Linked DNA regions of Homo sapiens: region 1 is linked to region 2. The links are chromatin loops, found by intact Hi-C in ENCODE. Cell type or tissue: heart right ventricle. All regions are shown on one strand. Each heading gives the region's core, and the rest is flanking DNA. Links, peaks and the distances in the headings are about the cores only.

Region 1 (9,144 bases), core at 738-8,737, 270 kb after region 2:
ACCATGAGGGGAAACTTTCCTGCAACACATTGCTTATTGTCCCCTGCTTTCCATCATGGATTAATGAGGGTGTGATGACCAGAGCAGCTGCAACTTTTTTGCAGTAAAGACAGAGAAGGCCAAAAACATCCAAGAGATGACAACCCAGAGCCCTGTTATCTTTAAGCTGCTAAACTAGCATCAGCAACTGCATTCCACCATACGTCTAGTTGAAGCCATTTTTAGTTGAGCATTTTGTTTACTGGAGGTAAAAGCCCTCCGAGATAATATGCTTCCCCACCAGTTGATGAGAAACTCAAGGACAGAGACTATATTTTATTTATGTTTCAGACCCCTCTGGAATTTAGTCCAGAAGTAGTCACTAAATATATGTTTGCTAGAATAAAGGCAACAAGGAACTAAATGTGTACTTCTAACAGATAGACCTTAGCGTGATGAACTTGTCAGAACCAGTGAAGTAGAATTTTGGGTCTTTGCTGAGATTTCAGTTGGTTCTGTGTTAACATTGTTATTACTGCTACCATTACTCTTCCTTCCTTCCTAGAACTGTTCTCACTATTTCCATATATCTCAACAACTAAAAACATGTTTTTTATAACATTGAAAAAGTAATGCGCTTCTGCAATGAAGATGTTTTTCTTATTTAAAAATAGAATCTCTTAAAGGTGACATTCAAAATCAGTAAAAGAAAGATAAATTATTCAATAAGTGATGAAATAATCTAATAACTATCTGAAAATATCAAATAAGATTCAGTACTACACACCAGAATAAATTCCAGATAAATGACAGTTCACTATATTATAAGGTAAATCATTACTGGACTTCATTAAAAAATCCGAAGAACCTATTAATAAATATTTATATAATGTCAGCTTCGGAAGAACTTTGTATAGCAGAAATCATAAAGAAAAAAATTGAAATATTGACTACATAAAAAGTTACATTTTCTGAATATTAAAAAAACATAAACAAAATTAAAGGAGAAATAACACTGGAAAAAGTATTTGCATATGAAGAGTTAATGTCTTAATTTATATAGGAATCTTACAAGAAATCATGAAAGAAACAACACCCCAGTCACAAATGTGCAGAAGACATTAGCTCAAAATTGATTCAAATAAAATAAAAATACCAACGATTAATACACATATGAAAATATAGAACCTCACTGGTAACAAAAGACATTCAAATTAAAATGAGATCTCCTTCACCACTTTTGCCTATCATATTGGGAAAGATTTCTTTTCATTATTATATCAAGCATTTGGGAGAGGTTGGAAACATGTGCAATTCATAAGCTCCTGCTAGAACCAGAAAACAGAAAATAAAAATTCACAGCAAACAAAATAGCAAAAAGAAAAGAAAACCATAATATTATCGGGCCATAATATTATTTTACAGAATGTACCCTAAGGTAATATTTTTAAGATGAATACAAAGATTTATCTATAAATATACTTATTGCAGCATTAAGAAGTTTAAAAGTTTGATAAACTTTTAAATGTTTGTTAAATGATTGTATAGCTGTTCAGTGTTGCTACACAGCAAATATTGCTACAGGGAAATGCTCCCCACCTTAGTGGTAAACGGAACAAGCAAAATAAGCAAGTCATGAAATAGCACAGGCACCTTCACATGAAAATGGAAGTTGGTAATGAGGTAATGGAAGCAGAGAATTTTTTTGGTGGGGTCTATTCTAAAGTTTCTAAAGTTTTCTGTGAATTATATGTGTTATGTTTATAAACAAAAATTGTTATTTTTGATAGATATTACAGGCAGGGAAGGGTAAGGTAGATAGGAGGGGGGACAAAAAGAGGTATGGGTATGAACATACAGTTAGATGAAAGGCATAGGATCTATTGTTTGACAGCAGGGTAGTGTGACTACAGTGAACAACAATGTATTGTATATTTCAAAATAGAACAGAGTACTTGAATTGTTCTCAACATATAGAAATGGTAAATACTCAAAGTGAGAGACACCTCAAATACTCTGACTTCATCATTACACATTCTACGTATGTAACAAAATGTCACATGTACCCCATAAATATGTAAAATATTGTATATCAATAAAAATGGTTATTTTTATGTAAGAAAAATAATCACAACCTCTCTTATTTGAATACCACTAGCCAAGAAATGTGCTGCTCCCAATAATATTTCAAGTCATAACACATTACTTCCTAGTCACTTTACAACATTGACACATACACCTAACAAAGATAGAGTGCTAATAAAAAGAAGTCGTACTGTATTAATAATAAACTTTTTTGAACAAATTCCGTTAATAAAACTGAGAAAATGTCCATCTCCACAATGGCTTACATGGACACTATTTTGTATAACCCTACAAGAGCCCTCTAAGGGGGAGAATGAGCAAACTGAGGCTCAAGGTGTCTAAGTGACTTGTCAAGGGGAGGAAATAATAACTGCCACACCTGAGGACCAATGGCTTCACTGCACACTTTGGCCTTCATGCAAGATTATAGATGAAGGAAGAATGGACCTGAGTGAGTCCCATCACCTGCATGGTTTTCAAGTACTATGGCCCCAGGAACTGAAAGCCTGAGAGCCAATTCCAGTCTCTGCATAGCCCCCAGCCCCTGGCATTGCATATGCCCCTGAAGGGGTCTCCTGGACTCTCTCTCTCTGCCTCTATTCCCCAACTATAGGAAAGCGGAGCTCAGACCTGCCCCTTCCTCTTACAGTAGGGTGGGCCAGCTGAACAGCATTCATAGAGAGCCAGAATGGGTCAGGGCTGAGCATGGTTAGACACAAAGCCTTGTGTAGGAGTCAAGTCAAGCAGGAGATCATAGCTCAGCCAGAACTGCCAAATTGGTCTCCAGTGTCTCATCACCTGAAGCCCTTCTCCTTAACATTATGCCAAGGACCAGCAAGGGAACCTGAAAATACAGCTCATGTTCAGAATCATACTCAATAAAGTTTCTTCTCTGACTGATACCTTAGTACAGAATGATCTGTACGGAATACCAGAATCTATGCAGGATATAGTTTTTTTGTGTTAGCATCCTATCTTTGTTAGGTGCATGCGTCAATTTTGTGAAGTAACTAGGAAGTAATGTGACAGGAAATATTACTGGGAGCAGAATGTTTATTGGTTGTGATATTCAAATAAGAGAAGTTGTGATTATTTTTCTTACATAAAAATAACTATTTTTTATTTTAATAATATTTACATATTAATGGGGTACATGTGACATTTTGTTACATATGTAGAATGTGTAATGATCAAGTCAGTATTTGAGGCATCCATCACTTTGAGTATCCTTCCTTTTGACAGAAAATACAGCAAATTCATAATACGGATCTATTTTTGTCCCGTCTACTCATATGACATAGAGACCCAGCCTAAGACGCAGGCCTTAATCAGACCCCCCAGGTGACTTAGAGCCATTCCACACTTTATCCACCTGGTCAGCAGTACCTCGTATCCTCTGAGGCCCAGCGCCCATGTCGCCTCCCTGAAGCCACCGTCGTCCTTTCTGCTTCTCCACAGGCCAAGCAGATTTCACTGCAGCTCTGACTAGTGTCCCTGAGGCACACAGTCACTACACAACCCCCACATGTTGTGGCATTCACTGGTGTGCTATGATCAGCTGTCTGCTCATCTCTCTTCTCCACTGTGCTCTGAGCCCCTGGAAAGCAAAAAACCACATCTAATTCCCACAGCACCTGGCACAGAGGCTGGTATATGGCCAGTGTGATGCTTCATTGAGGCAGTTAACCCCTTTGGTATGTTCAAGAATCCCTACCAAAAAAGCCAGAGGATAGGAACTCATAGTCAAATGACAGGGAAAAAATGAGAATTGCAGACATTCCTGCTGCAAGATAGAGAACATAACTGTAAAGACTGAATGAATGAATGAATGAACAAATGCATACATACATACTCTCCCTGGTCTGAGAATGACCAAAAACACAAAGAAGGTATTCACCAGAGAAGTGACACAATTTGATCATGGAAACAAAGTGCCAAAACTGGGGGAGGGGGACTTGGGTAGGATATCCAGAAAATTATCATCAGTTGTGAAACAAATTCTTTTAGAGGAAGCTTGATTATTTTGATTATTGAAGTACGACATGAACCAACCCCAGAAGAGGCAGTGCCTGGTGGTGCCATGTCTTCATATTTTTGAGTGAGTTAAGTGGTGGCCATACAACAGCCAAATAATCAACCAGATACAGAAGAGGGTTGCAATGGTGTTATTAAAACCTCCGTATTTCACAAATGGGGAGTTGAAACCCAGAGGAAAGAAGAGACATACTTCAAGGAATATACTCAGTTACTTGGGTCTAGAACCCAAGTCTCCCAGCTCTCAACTCATTGGGAGAGGGAATTCCTTCCTCAAAGTAAAGCAAATGGCAAATTAGAAATTACAGAGAATGTGGTTGCAGGGAAACATACTTTCGGGATATAAGATGCTTTAAAGGCTTTTATTTTTCTTCCTCTTCCAAGAAGGACTGTTCATGTCAGTTTTTCTGCCCACCTACAAATACTTGGATTATCACAATTCAAGAATTAGTGAAGAAGATACCAAATTATACCTGAGGTGTTGTTAGAACAGTTGCTCTGCAATGGTGATTGACTTCATTATTGTTTGTATAACCACATAGAAAAGACATACATGTATTCGTCTTAAAACCAAAGCTGGAGGGCCCAGACCTGATACCAATTCCATCTTCACCATGAAGGATGGTGAGTTTGGGGAAGTTACTTTACTTCCCCCTCAAAACCTAGTTTCCTTAACTTTAAAATGAAAACAATATCTGCCTCATATAGATTATTTCTGATGATTAAATCAAACATTGTGCAGAGGCCTGGCACATGAAAGATACTTGATTAAAAATTAGCTCACCCCTTCCATTTTCCTCCTCTGCAAATTATTCAGAATGTACAATCAGAGCATGAGGAAACTACCACCACCTGGTGTACGGGTCTCAAAACTGCATAAGCGGCAGCAAAGGTGAAAATACAACTTCCACTGAGGAAACTGCAAAATGAAACTACACAAATGACTGAATGCATCATACAAAAAATACAACAATTATTCTGGGATAGAGGCCATTGGCCACTCCAGGATGATGGGTAGAATTAACAAGGGCAACCTTCCTGGAAGAGGTACACCTTATTTTGAAATGTAAGTGGAGGAAAAAGGATGTGGACAGATTGGAAAGAATGAAGAACAATTTTCTGCACAATTGGAAAAAAAGTCGGAAGCAAAAGAGGAAGGTCCTGGTGGCAAATAATGTCAACTGGAACATTTAGCCCAGCCATGCCTGTTAAGCCTTTAGGGTCTTTAATCACAGAAGAACAAGGAGGGAGGACTGGGTGTAAGTCACTCACTAGGAGGTTGCAACAACCAGCTGGTAGTATTCAAAGCACAACATCTCTAACTTGTGGATGTCGGCCTCTTGTTCAGGGCTTGCTTTAATGGACAGGTGTTGGAGGCAGGTAAGATCATTCTAGCAAAGAGCAGTCCCTCCCTGTAGAGCTCCAGAAAGGGTGGAAATGTGTTTCTCCTCAGACATATGGGTAATGGGCAGAGCTCATTGAAGACAGCAGTCCTGTCTGACCCATCTTGGGGATCCTGACAATACCTAACTCAGAGCTCAGTACCTGGAAGAAGCTCCGTACATGGCTAAGTGGATTTTCCCAGCTGGTAGGGATCAGAGGTTGTATTATGCAGTTAAGTTTCTAACCCAGCTCTCTACTCTGCATCCTTACTCTACATTCTGGGATGTGCTATGCCCTCTCTTTCTTCCAGATCTTTAAAGATGTTTCTCTTTATGCCTGAAAAATATTCTAAAGGTCCCAATTGAGACATGGCATCTTCCAAAAAGTCTTCTCTGACTTCCTGCAGCATTCAGTAATTCTCTTACAGTCCTAGCATGTATTACCACATCGCATTATGATTTGTCGTCCTCTTACCTGTATCTAGGTTTGACTCTAAGTTCCATGAAAGCAGAAACAATGATTCTCTTGTTGGTTGCTATTTCCCAAGAACCTAGTACAGTGCCTGGCACATTAGAGGTCCATAACGATTTAAGCTGAAATTAGCAGGATGTCCTAAAAACCCTAATCTGAGTAGCCTACAAATGAAGCAACTCAGGAGGGGAGGTAGCTCCCCTAGAAGTGCCCACCTCAGCTCCCTGAAGCTTGCCTCTGACACTTCTTTGGTCCAGAGTAGTGCTGTCGTTCAGTCTAGCACCATCTTGGCAGGGCCGACTTTGGCCACAATATCTCCACCTGTCATAGGTTTATGGGGATCCAAGTTATCCCACACCTTACACCACACTCTGAGCATGCTTCCATATGTTGAACAGCCTGGGTAACTGAACTGGGTATGGTGCCTCAAACACAAGGCTGACCAAGATAAACAAGGCCATGCACAATAGTTTTCTAGGGAGAGCTCACCCTGATTCTCTAACTCCAACAAAAAGAAGAGAAAATCATGAAGGAATGAGGCATGAAGGATTAACCCTCACAGGACTCAGAGCCCAGAGCCCTAGATAGTCACATTGGGCACTTCCACATGTTCCAGGTGACATCAGGTTAAAAGAGGCATCCAGGATAGCCCTAGAGTGGGAAAGAAGTCAACTGGGCAGTTTTTGGAGGAAAGGAAAGGATTAAAGCAGGGAGAGATGAGTAACCCACAGTGGAGGGCCTGGCAGCACCAGCCAACTATTTGTACATGGCCCCAGGCATTTCTAGCATCAGCCGCCTGCCAAAGTAAATACCTCCTCCCTCACAGCAGCTTCTTCTTCCTCCTCCTATCAGCAACATAAAGAAATCTATCTCCCCAAATCTAGAGGATGCACGATGGTGCCTTCCAGAGGGGAGAGTCTATTCTGAGGTGCATGAGAGATGTCACAGGCATGTGGCAACTGCCAGTAGCAGACTTCAAAATCAACCTGGTTTCTGCAGTAATATTTTTCCCTCCTCCTTAAATTCAGCCCAGTTATTTAATAATGTGAACTCACCCATCATTTGTTTCCCCACAGGGCTTACCCCTCCCTGCAGCTAAGCATGACCTAGGTGGCCCATTTCTCCCAGAAAACCTCCCACACTGCTAGATCACTTGTATTTTGCAGGCACTGATGGTATTAGGCAGTTCTGCTACTTACTATACCCAGGCATCTATACATGGTGGTGGGACTGTTGCAATAAGTGGATTTGGCAAGAGCTGGCTGCTATAACAGAGTCTGGTCCTTTTGAGTTCTTCACTCCTATACTCCCATCCCTTATAACAATCCCTTGATTCCAGATTTTACCTTCAAAAGTGGACCATGGCCTTGGCTGGGTTCTGCCCCATAGACTTCTTATGACATAATTACTCTTGCCCTCTGACCATGAGTCTAGCCAAGCCTGACCCTCATTCTATTGATTCGCCCTGAGTCATTTGTCAACAGAGTGGCTGATTCCCCGTGTCTAGGTAAGCATGGGAGGCATTTCATCAAGACATTTGACACCTTCCTTTGAAAGGTGAATGACAGAACATATGAATACCTCTGATTAACATCTAAAGGCAGCCGGGGCCCCCCTGAAATTGCCCCTCCATGGAGTAGCTCTCAAGTAAATCCACTGTAGGGACCTCTACCATTTCAACTCATTTATCAGCAATTCCATCTGCTTCAATTTGGGGCACTCCATGTGTCTGTGGTTCTGTCATGTCTCTCTGGAGTTGCTCCCTCAACGGTTTCTGGCCTCCATGCATGGCCTAATCCAGGCTGTCATCTTTCCCTGTGATATAGCTGGGGCAGCTGTTGCTTCTTCCTCGATAGTAGAGGGGTGGTTGCCAGAAAGCCTGAGGGGCCCACCATCCAATTTCCATGCTTGGAGCTAAATATGCATGTGCATGATCTTTCCTTGAAACTGGAGGAGGGGACTCAGTCCCTCTACCTTTTACACCAAATTGATTTGATGTCTTCTTAAGGAGTGGTGAGGTCATCCCTGCTCCTATTCAACTTCAAAGGCCAACTTCTCATTAACCTAATTGCCTGACTTTGAGTAACTTGCTTAAATTACCAATTAATGGATGGCCATTTCTGTCCAAACAAAACATTTTAAAGCATTCCCACTGAAAATAAATTGCTTTCAACCATGACAAATGAGTGTCTACCTGCCCAGAATTATTATAATAACTATAGTAGGTATGCTTCTAAGCACTGAGAAATTTGTAAAAGAAAAGTACCAGTGGCAAATTTATATATATTACAAATTGTTGAATCCTTTTTCAGTGATGGAATTTTGAAAAGTTTTTCATTCAACCAAGCTACACTAAAGTATAAAGGCAATTAAATGTCAGGGCTGTAGAGCATTTGTCCTTTGGAGGGGGGGAATCCCTCAGGAAAAGAATACCGAAACTATCAGTAGCCCCTGTTGGCTATATTAAAGCTAATAAAATTACTAATGATACATTCCTCGTCAATGAGGGGTCCCTGCTGTGCTGCTTCTGTCTGCTTTAGTCACAGTGAACAAGGCAGGAAGATTGAATTATTGGCTGGATTCATTTTATTGGTTTGAGCTTTAGGGGGAGGGAGTTATATGGGAGATTCTTTTTATGTTTTGCTTTTTTGCTCTCAAGAAGCAGCTGGTTTTGTCTTTAGTTTCAAATGTCTATTTAAAAAAATCAGGGCAATCATTAGAAGGCAGGAATTTGGACATGGGCACTTCCCAAAACACCTGATGTCAATCCCAGCTGGGTTTGCCAGGAATGGCCTATCAAGTCTCAACTGGGAGAGATATGGGGGAGGAGGAGATAAAGGGCTGAATTGATGGCTGCAGGCATGGCTGACAGGTGGCCCTAGGAGAGGAAGGGAGGGGGTGCATGTTAGGAAGTGCCAGAGAGGAAGAAAAGCTGTGGACTCAGTGGACCAAAGCTTCGGGACAGAGACTGGGCCTGCAGCCCTTGGGCTCACCAGCACTACCACGGTCGGATCCCTGTCCCTTGCTGATGCAAGCTCCCTTTTAAAATTTCTATAGGGAGATGGCAGCTATGGCATGCAAGATATCACAATTCCACTTGCCTCGAGAACAGCATGGGCTTCCTGAAGAAGTGTACATTCCCAGTGTAATTTCCTGGGAATGGAAACTTCTGACAGAAAGAGGTGGTGCTGA
Region 2 (9,144 bases), core at 421-8,420:
ACACTAAAAGGCTCACTTTTGAGATACATCCCATAGGCCATGTTCTTCAAATGGAACACCAAATACAGTGAAAATCTGGTAATAAGGTATCCCTCTAATGAGGTTGTTATTCCTGTCCCAGCTCATAGACATAGACAGCAAGGTGGAAGAGTGTGTTTTAACTCAAAGAGGCCACATAGTCATGCCCACCGCCAGCTACATTCTAAGCTGTTGCAACTCTTATACTCCTAGGTAAAGCTGTATGTGGCCGAGTTCTGTGGTTTGACAGAGGCTGAGCTCCATGGTTCTCCCCTGGGAATCTCTCATGAGTTGTTTGAATCAATATCAGCTGGGGCTGCACTCTGAAGGCTCACTGGGCAAGACATTCAAAATTGTTCCCTCAGATGGCTGGCAGTCGATACTGATGGTCAACTGGAAGCTCAGCTAAGGGGTCTTCATTTCCCTCACATGGGCCTTCCACTGGATTCCTGAGCTTCCCTACAGGAAGAAGGCATTTAAACGAGGGCATTTCTAGACTAAGCCAACCCACCAAGAGGTACATATGGAAGCTGTAAGACTTCTTATGGGCCCTAGCTTCAGAAGTTCCAGAACAGTATTTGCACTGCTTTCTAGAGTCACAAAGAATAGCCATGATTGAGGGGGAGAGGAATTAGACTCCACTTTTTGATAGGGAGTGGCACAGCCATATTGTAGAAGAATATTTGGGGAGAGAGATGCTTTAGCTCTTTGAAAAATGCAATCTGCTTCACCAGTTCAGCTCATCTTAAATCTAAAATTAGATTGAACTCTCCCAATAATGACACAGACTGATCAGAGGCAGCTTGATCACTAAATGAGATTTGAACTCTTTCCCACTAACAATGCAGGCTTATCAGAGGCAAACAGTTTGATGAATACACTTTACTCAAGAAGATATGGAAGGTAATGTTTCGTTTTGTTTTGTCTGAGACAGTGCTTTGCTCTGTCACTCTGTCTCCCAGGCTGGAGTGCAGTGGTGTGATCTCGGCTCACTGCAACTTCCACTTCCCAGGCTCAAGCAATCATCCCACCTCAGCCTCCTGAGTAGCTGGGGCTACAGGTATACACCACCACACCTGGCTAATTTTTGTATTTTTTGTAGAGACAGGGTTTTGCCATTTGCCCAGGCTGGTCTCAAACTCCTGAGCTCAAGTTACCCACCCACCTCGGCCTCCTAAAGTGTTGGGATTACAGGTATGAGACACCGAGGCCCAGCCAGAAAGGTAATGTTATGGGTTGCGTTGTTTCTGTGAAAATTCTCATGTTGAAAACCTAATCTACATCAGAATGTGACTTTATTTAGAAAGTATTTACAGGGATGATTAAGTTAAAATTAGGTCATAAATTGGGTTCTAATCCAGTATGACTGGTGTCCTTACAAAAGGGGAAAATTTGGACACAGAAACAGATATGCATATAGGGGGAAGGACACGTGAACATGAATGGCATGTGAGTATGAGATTGGGGTTGCGTGTCCACAAGCCAAGAATGCCAAAATATGCTAGCAAACTACCAGAAGTTAAAAGAGAGGCATGAAACAGATTCTGTCTCCCAGCCCTCAGAAGACACAAGCCCATCAACACCTTGATCTCACACTTCTGGCCTTCAGAACCATGAGAAATAAATGTTTGTTGTTGAAGCAACCCACTCTGTAGTACTTTTTAATGGAAATTCTAGCAAACTAACACAGGTAACAATAATAGATGAACAAATCTGACCTTTCCCCAGGAAATACACACATCCATACTGATATTGACTTGCTTTTCTGTAGCCACGAATCTCAGGCAAACACAAGATGAAACAGAATATTTAAAGGAGTTTTTGCTTGAGCCCAATAAAGGATCTGAAATTTTTCCAGCTACACTTGCCCACTAATCCTGAAGTGCATGGTTCATTTCTCTTTCTCATTCTCTCTCTCCCTTACTCTCTCTCTGTCTCCCCCATCCCTTCACCTCTCTTCTTCTCTTCCTATTTCTCTCCTTTTTCCTCCCATCTGATCTTAGGAGCAATTCCTTTCCTTTTCTAGCTGATAGCCTTACGTAAGTCCTTTGGTTTTCTTCACCGAGTTTCACAAGATGACCATAAGCCATGGCTGGGTAACCCACAGAGACTGAATCAAATAATTAAGCCTGAATTGGGAGCGCCAAGGTTTGAGGCATCAGCCTTAAACTGTGGCAAAGACCAGAGCCTCCCAAGAATGGACCTTTAGTACCTGGGAGTTTCCTGAGGGTGAGTCTTTTGGATCTGGCATTAAAGTTGAGATTCCTCCCAGATGTTAAGAGGGCAGCATTCTCCCAGGACCTAGGATGGTTTCAGCTGGAGATTATTAAAAGTTGTCAGGGTGTGTGTTGACAGGACTTTGCAGGTGTGTTGATTAGCACCTGCAGGCCATTATGTAGACACCCGAAGGGCAGACTGCAGCAGGATGCATTCCAAACCCTCCTCCCTAAAGCATGGGAGAAAGTTTGGCTTGGCATAGTTGCCCCATATAAAAGCCTTACCTTATTCTCAGCCTAACTCTACTATTGTGTCCAGGTATAGAGACTGGATTCTGATCAAAGCAACTCCTGTTAAGTATATCTTTCTTCAGTATACTCTATGGTAACTACTGTCAGCAAGTTATATGTTAAGATGACATTGGGATCGGGTGCATGGCTCAAGCCTGTAATCCCAGCACTTTGGGAAACTGAGGCGGGCAGATGACCTGAGGTCAGGAGTTCAAGACCAGCCTGGCCAACATGGTGAAACCGTGTCTCTGCTAAAAATACAACAACAAAAAAAAAATTAGCTGGGCATGGTGGTGGCTGCCTGTAATCACAGCTACTGGGGAGGCTGAGGCAGGAGAATCATTCAAACCTAGGAGGTGAAGTTTGCTGTGAGCCTAGATCGCACCATTGCACTCCAGCCTGGGCGAAAAGAGCAAGACTCCGTCTCAAAATAAATAAAATAAAATAAAGCAAAATGAAAGATGACATTGGCAGCCAGGACCAGTCATGAATCTATTTCTTATAAATATTTATTCAACTCACCAGGGCCTAAATTAAGTATTCCAGGTAGCAGTGGCAATTTTACACGTTCAGGTGAGTAAAGAGACTTAACTTCCACACAGAAGGATCATTTTACTCCCATTAACTAACTCAGGGACTCTAGGAGAAGTGGGTAACCACAGACTATCAAAGAATCTTACAGGTTCTCTTGTCCACATGCTCCATTTTACAGAAAAGGAAACAAAGACTCATTTACCACCCAAGATTACAAAGCCAGCTGATGGCAGGGTCATGAGGGCTGGGAACTTCCATATGTAATAAGATTTTCCACAGACAAACTTGGTTAGAGTCCCACAATGTCCACCTCTAGCCCACCTGCTATCGCTAAAGGATCTGTCAGGAGATTCAGACAGTTTTAGTTTGTTTAAACATGCTGCTTCACACAACTTTCCATAGGGTATAGGAGCTGCAACAGCTTAGAATGTCGATTGCAGTGCATATGACAATGTGAACCCTTTGAGATAAAACACCCTATCTTACTGTCTATGTCTATACTCTGGGACAGGAGTAAACAGCCTCCTTAGAAGGATAGCTTATTATCAGACTTTCACTGCATTTCACTGTACCGTTTCAGAAACATGGCTTATGGGATGTATCTCAAAAATGAGCCTTTCAGAGTTTCCTATCACTGTGAAGAAGACAGACACATTGCTGTTGTTGTTGTTCATAAATGGAGAAAATAACACCCTTCTTTTGCCTGGATCAAAGCAGTCAGAGATAATTTTACATAGTTTGTACTATTATTTTATTCCTTGTGAAAATACTTGGCACCATTGTCATTCCTGTGCTGAAAGTCCTCTTCTGTCCTAAGCATGGTACTTCTTTCTCCCTAGCTAATGTTCTCCTCTATAGTTAAAAATAAATAGATGATTAATAAAATATTGTTGGTGTAGAGCAGTTGCCCTTGTGCTTGAGTGTGTAGCAGGATCACCGGGAGGACGCGATAAAACAGATCACCCAACTTCACCCCCAGAGTTTCTGTCTCGGTGGGTCTGGGGCAGGGCCTGAAACATTTGAATTCCTAACATGTTTCCAGGTGGTACTGATAATGTTGGTTTGGAACTTCACTTTAAGAACCACTGGTATAAGGTTTAAATCCAGAAATTACAGGCAGGCCAGACTACTCTTTAATACACTTTCACCTGTCTCCCACATACACATACACCTGCAAGTGGTACACATTTACGGCACCTCCCTTTTTCTATGCCCCAATCCCTCTTACTTCCTTTCAATTTTCACTTTAAATTCAAGGAAAATGAGACAGAGAGAAGACTTATTTAGCCCTTAAAATCCACACCTAATCCAAAAAGGTCAGACACCAGTTTGCTTCCTATCTTTTGGGTGAATATTGCCCACTCCCTAAATAGTCCCAGTCCATACTAAAAAATAAATGTATTCCCTAAGCTCATTATTCCAAGCAAACCTCCATGGATGTCTGATAGAAAAGAAATTAGAAGAAGAAGCAGAGGAGACTTGATTTCTCCTGGACTGACTTCCTTCAAGACCAGCTGAGTATCTCTTAAGCATTGGGCAGGGGGCACGTGACCCAACTTTTGTGCCTGATAGGAAGTCACTAATGAACTGGTTGTATTTGCCCTTAAACCTCAGCTGTGGTGGAGCAGGCCTCCCACACATCTTGCAGTGCACACAGGTTGCTTCTAGGTCATCGTTGTCTCCCTGATAATTGCTGTTTGGAATCATACTCTTTAGTGGTACATTGGCCAAAGTCAGACATATAGGCAGCAGGCTCCAAACAGAGCTATAAATAAAATAACAAGTATATTTCAAAGGGACCTAATGCAGCTTCTGCTGGTATCCTGATAGAATAATGTGAGCTCCATATGGCCCTGGGACCTGTACAGTCTTTCTTTCTGTGCCTTCCTAGCTGAAGGGCCTTGTGCACATTAAAATACAACAGGTGCACTGCTGAGGTTGTTTTTCTTCCTTAGGTCCTAAGGAAATCATAAACCAAATATATTACTAGAGGATGGTTTCTGGGGTGCCCTGTGAGCAAACGGAGAGGAAAAATGGATCAACAACCAGCCAAGAGGGACAGTAAATCAACAAGCTAAAGGAGGAGTTTGAATAGACTCTCACAGCCCTCCAGGGCACAGCCAAGGACAAGTCCCCTGTCAGTCAGGGCCTGAGCACTAATGTCAAAGCCAGCTGGCGCGCTGGCCCTGAGGAAATGATTGAGCCGTCTGTCAGTTGCTTGTGAGCCACTAGAGGCCAATGTGATGCTGAGGAAGGGAAGGGTGGTGCTCTTCAGCCCTGGGCCGCACTTTCCCCAAAGCTCTTGAGTTCTGTTCATGTTGATCCCATTTGTTCAGTGCCTGCTATTCTCAGCTCTGCAACAATCAGCTAGGAAAAGAGATGAATAATTGCTCCTGCAGCAGAGAATGTGACGGCTGCAAGATTGATTTGTTCAGGTCACACGTACTCTTTCCAGGCAGATGAAAACCATTTTCTTCCCAGATTACAAGGGAGCTCAGCACAGGGGGTTCCTGGAATTAAGAAAGTTGGAAAGTTGACCAGAAAGTGGGTGCTCCTGACAATCAGAGGACTTTCCAAGAAACCCTTGCCCAAGATCATGGGTTTTGACTCCATACGAGCTGTTAGAGACTTGGACACAACTTTCTCACTTTTCCTATATGCAGAAATTCTCCCCCAAATACAGGGTAAGGAGAGGCAGATAACAACCAAGTCAACCTGACCATTTCTTAAAGACATAATTAGATGCATGATCTGAAAATTGAAACATTCCAATACCTTAGTCTCCTATTCACATAGAATGAAAGCAATTACCATGACCATAATAACAACTCAATTATTGTTAAATTGTAATAATAAGTTGTAATAGTAATACAATTTACATTGTATTTTCTATGTGCCAGAAACTATACTAAGGATTTTACTTGCACTCACTCTTTCAATTCTCGCGTCTGCAAGAGGTAGGTATTATTCTTTTTTTTTTATTATTATTATACTTTAAATAAGAGGTAGGTATTATTCTTATTCCTACTTTACAGATAAGAAACCTGAGGCACAGGGACTAATTCTATCACTAATGTATCCATTCATTTATTTAAGAAATATTTATTGAGCTGCCACTATGTGCCAGATAACTTGAAAAAACCAGCTTCAGAGCATCATTAAGAAGGTACAACTACCCCTCAACAAAGGGGTCCTTTGCACCCTTTTTTGGAGGGAATCCAAACTACCCTTCCAAAAAATCATTTAAAATAATTCCAGCGGTAATTAAAATCACTCATTCTTTTCCTAATTTTACTTACAATTTTTTATAATGATTTTACATTGAAAGTACTACAACAATAGCTTTATTTATCATGTTGACAGAAGTTTATTTAAAAGTGAAAGAATTGACAAAATAAAAGGGATTTGGACATATCAGGAACCCCAAAGTCATTGCTTCCTAGTGCAACCTACAGGATGCAAGCATGTATGTACCACAAAACACACATATAGCACACACACCCACATACACTGCCACCACACACACATACACACACATCACACACAGAAAACACACATAAGCACCACAGTGCATACATGTGCAACACATAAATGCACACATGGGCACACACATTAAATACCACCACCACACATAATACCATGTACCCTCCCCCCCCCCACACACACACACAGTATGATTCTTTAAGCCTGGTCCTAGAAACATTAATGCAAGTTCTCGAGCTGTCTGTATTCTTTCAGTCACAGAAATTTCTGGGATCAGGAGATCACAATATTGGGGGACCATGAAAACATCACTTTTCACAGCCTCAGTCTTTGGCTCAAAGTGTTCAGTTTGAGAATATTTTTCAATACATTGGAGCAAATTTCTCATAAGCCTGCAGGAATTGAGCCCAGCTGTCCAGATCCCTATTTTCCATTGTGTGTGGGTATTTAGGGGAACTTATTTACAAGTGGCTGTCAGCAGTAAGTTTAAAACTCAGAAAAGAAGGAAGTCCTGATTTATGACCCAAAGCACTGAGTTCCATTTCAGAAATGTAAATGGTACAAGCATACCCATACCGCACACACCACATACCACTCAGGTACATGCTCATACAAACACAATCATATACCTCTCCTACATACACCCAGATACACACACACACACACACTCCACACACACACCTGCCATGTACATGCATACCATGCCACATACATACATACTATATACACATACACACACACACATTCAGGAAACATGTCCTAACATGAATGTTCAGAAAGATTCTAGAGTAGAAACAGTTAATACTCAAAAGAAGATGAACTGTTCAATGATAGGAATGCTGAATTTGAATAGGAATGTCTTTGTTATTAGGAGTGAGATTTGTAAAAAGGCTGCCTAATAAGATTGTCTCATCTATGCCTGAATCTTCCTCTGTCTATAAGTGCTAAAATAACATCCTATGTGGTAAAAAGATAAAATAGTGATTATTTATATTTCTACTTACTATATGCTAAAAGCAACTAAATGGAACTCAGTTTATTCTTGTTTGTTTGGAGGTTTATGTTGTGTGAGAAGGGGTCATGAACAATTATTTCCACTGACTTTCTGAGATAACTATGTCATAGACAGCATAAACAAGATATATTCTGTTACCTGATTCTTTGAGGTATATTCATTGACCATGTTGAAAATTGTATTGCTGATCAGAATCAGAGAAGAAGCTCCAGGAATAAGAAGTGATGTGATTTCTACTCTTTTCCAGGTTTTTGTTACATTGAAAGAACTTGAAGCCCTAAGTCTCTTCTTTGTCATTTTTTATGGTTTTTTATTTCCTATAGATATTTTTGAACTTTTTGTTTATTATTTTGAACTTGATGATATTACTTGTTTTATAATCTATGCCTAATAATCCCAAATATGATATCTGGGCTGACCTATTTCTGCTGTTGTCTGTTGTTTTTGCTAGTTATCACTCATGTCACCTTGTTTGCTTTGGTGTCTAGTTATCTTTGAACACGTGCTGATCATTGTCCCTGAAAAATAACCTGCAACCTAGGATGAGTAATTCTTTGCACCACAGAGCATTTGTATTTGCTTTCTGCCAGGCATCTAGTATACTACTATGCATGCACTATCTCAAACCAAGGCTTGAGATCTACGCTCACCCAGATTATATATGTCCAGGCTACAAATCTGTACCAGTCTGTAGCTATCTCAGAGATAGGGATTTCTGTTTTAAATTTTTCCCTCACATCCTTCTCTTCTACTGCTGTGCTCAGCATGGATAAACTTTCTTCTACACACCTTAAAATTAAGGGGAAAAGAGTGAGTTTAGTCCTCGTTCAGCCCTAAGTCTGTAGCTCTTTGAGTGCCAACTTAATTAGGGAGAATATCCCATAAAGCTCTCCAACTTCAACATGACTTGGGTCTTGACTTTTGTCCCTCTTACTCCACTGAGCCACTAACCCAAATCTAAATGTGTTGCATGGACAAATAGCATAAGGGCATAAGAAGCCTGTATATGCCAATATTCTAGCTACCTGTCTGGATACAGACTTTCACCCATAAATTGACCTGGAATTTCCTCATCATTCTTTCAGCAATTCAAAGTTAATTTTTAAATGAAATTTTTAACCAGCAATTTTTATTGCTTTTAACAAGAAAGTAGATCTGAATATCCTAGACCACAATCACCAGAAAGTTTCTAAAAGGGCATTTTCAATTTTGAAGTTACATGGGATTCATTACTACTTAAATGAATCTAAACTGCATGTCTCCTGCTATATTATTAATCTTATCAAATAGCTTTTTGGTGTACTGCACGTAAGTTCACATGAGTAGTGTACCTATTCCCTTGACTATACTAATTACAAATGATTTATGGATAAGTGGATTGGGAAAACCCAAAAAATAAATTCCAAAAAAGTTCTTGCATTTGCTACATTTTACACACTGTGTCTTCCATGATGCAATATTCAGGTCTATTGACAGATACCCTCCATATCATTTTCCAATAAGAGATATTTTTGAAGGCACAATGTGGATAGTTTGCAAAATGGCCTGTTTCTGAGTAACTTTTCTCCTCAAGGCTTTTCCCAGATT

The links. Hi-C counts contacts between places; a loop is a spot of excess contacts. Peaks named below come from ENCODE experiments on the same cell type or tissue, not always from the same donor. Only the 100,000 strongest peaks of a DNase experiment are listed, where the experiment ranks them.
Region 1: it touches region 2 in a loop (6-fold over the local background); 15 of 110 quality-filtered maps call a loop at or near these places.

What each region holds. Positions count from the first base shown.
Region 1 is chr1:220,904,720-220,913,863 of GRCh38, reverse strand. No RefSeq gene overlaps it. Among named protein-coding and RNA genes, the nearest start is that of HLX-AS1, 29 kb to the right of the region's middle. In heart right ventricle, for the core only: a CTCF peak has its summit at 4,957 (motif pointing left); no DNase peak of the experiment used is centred there.
Region 2 is chr1:221,170,921-221,180,064 of GRCh38, reverse strand. No RefSeq gene overlaps it. Among named protein-coding and RNA genes, the nearest start is that of LINC02817, 160 kb to the left of the region's middle. In heart right ventricle, for the core only: a CTCF peak has its summit at 5,289 (motif pointing right); a DNase peak (open chromatin) is centred at 5,254; H3K27ac peaks cover 1,065 bases.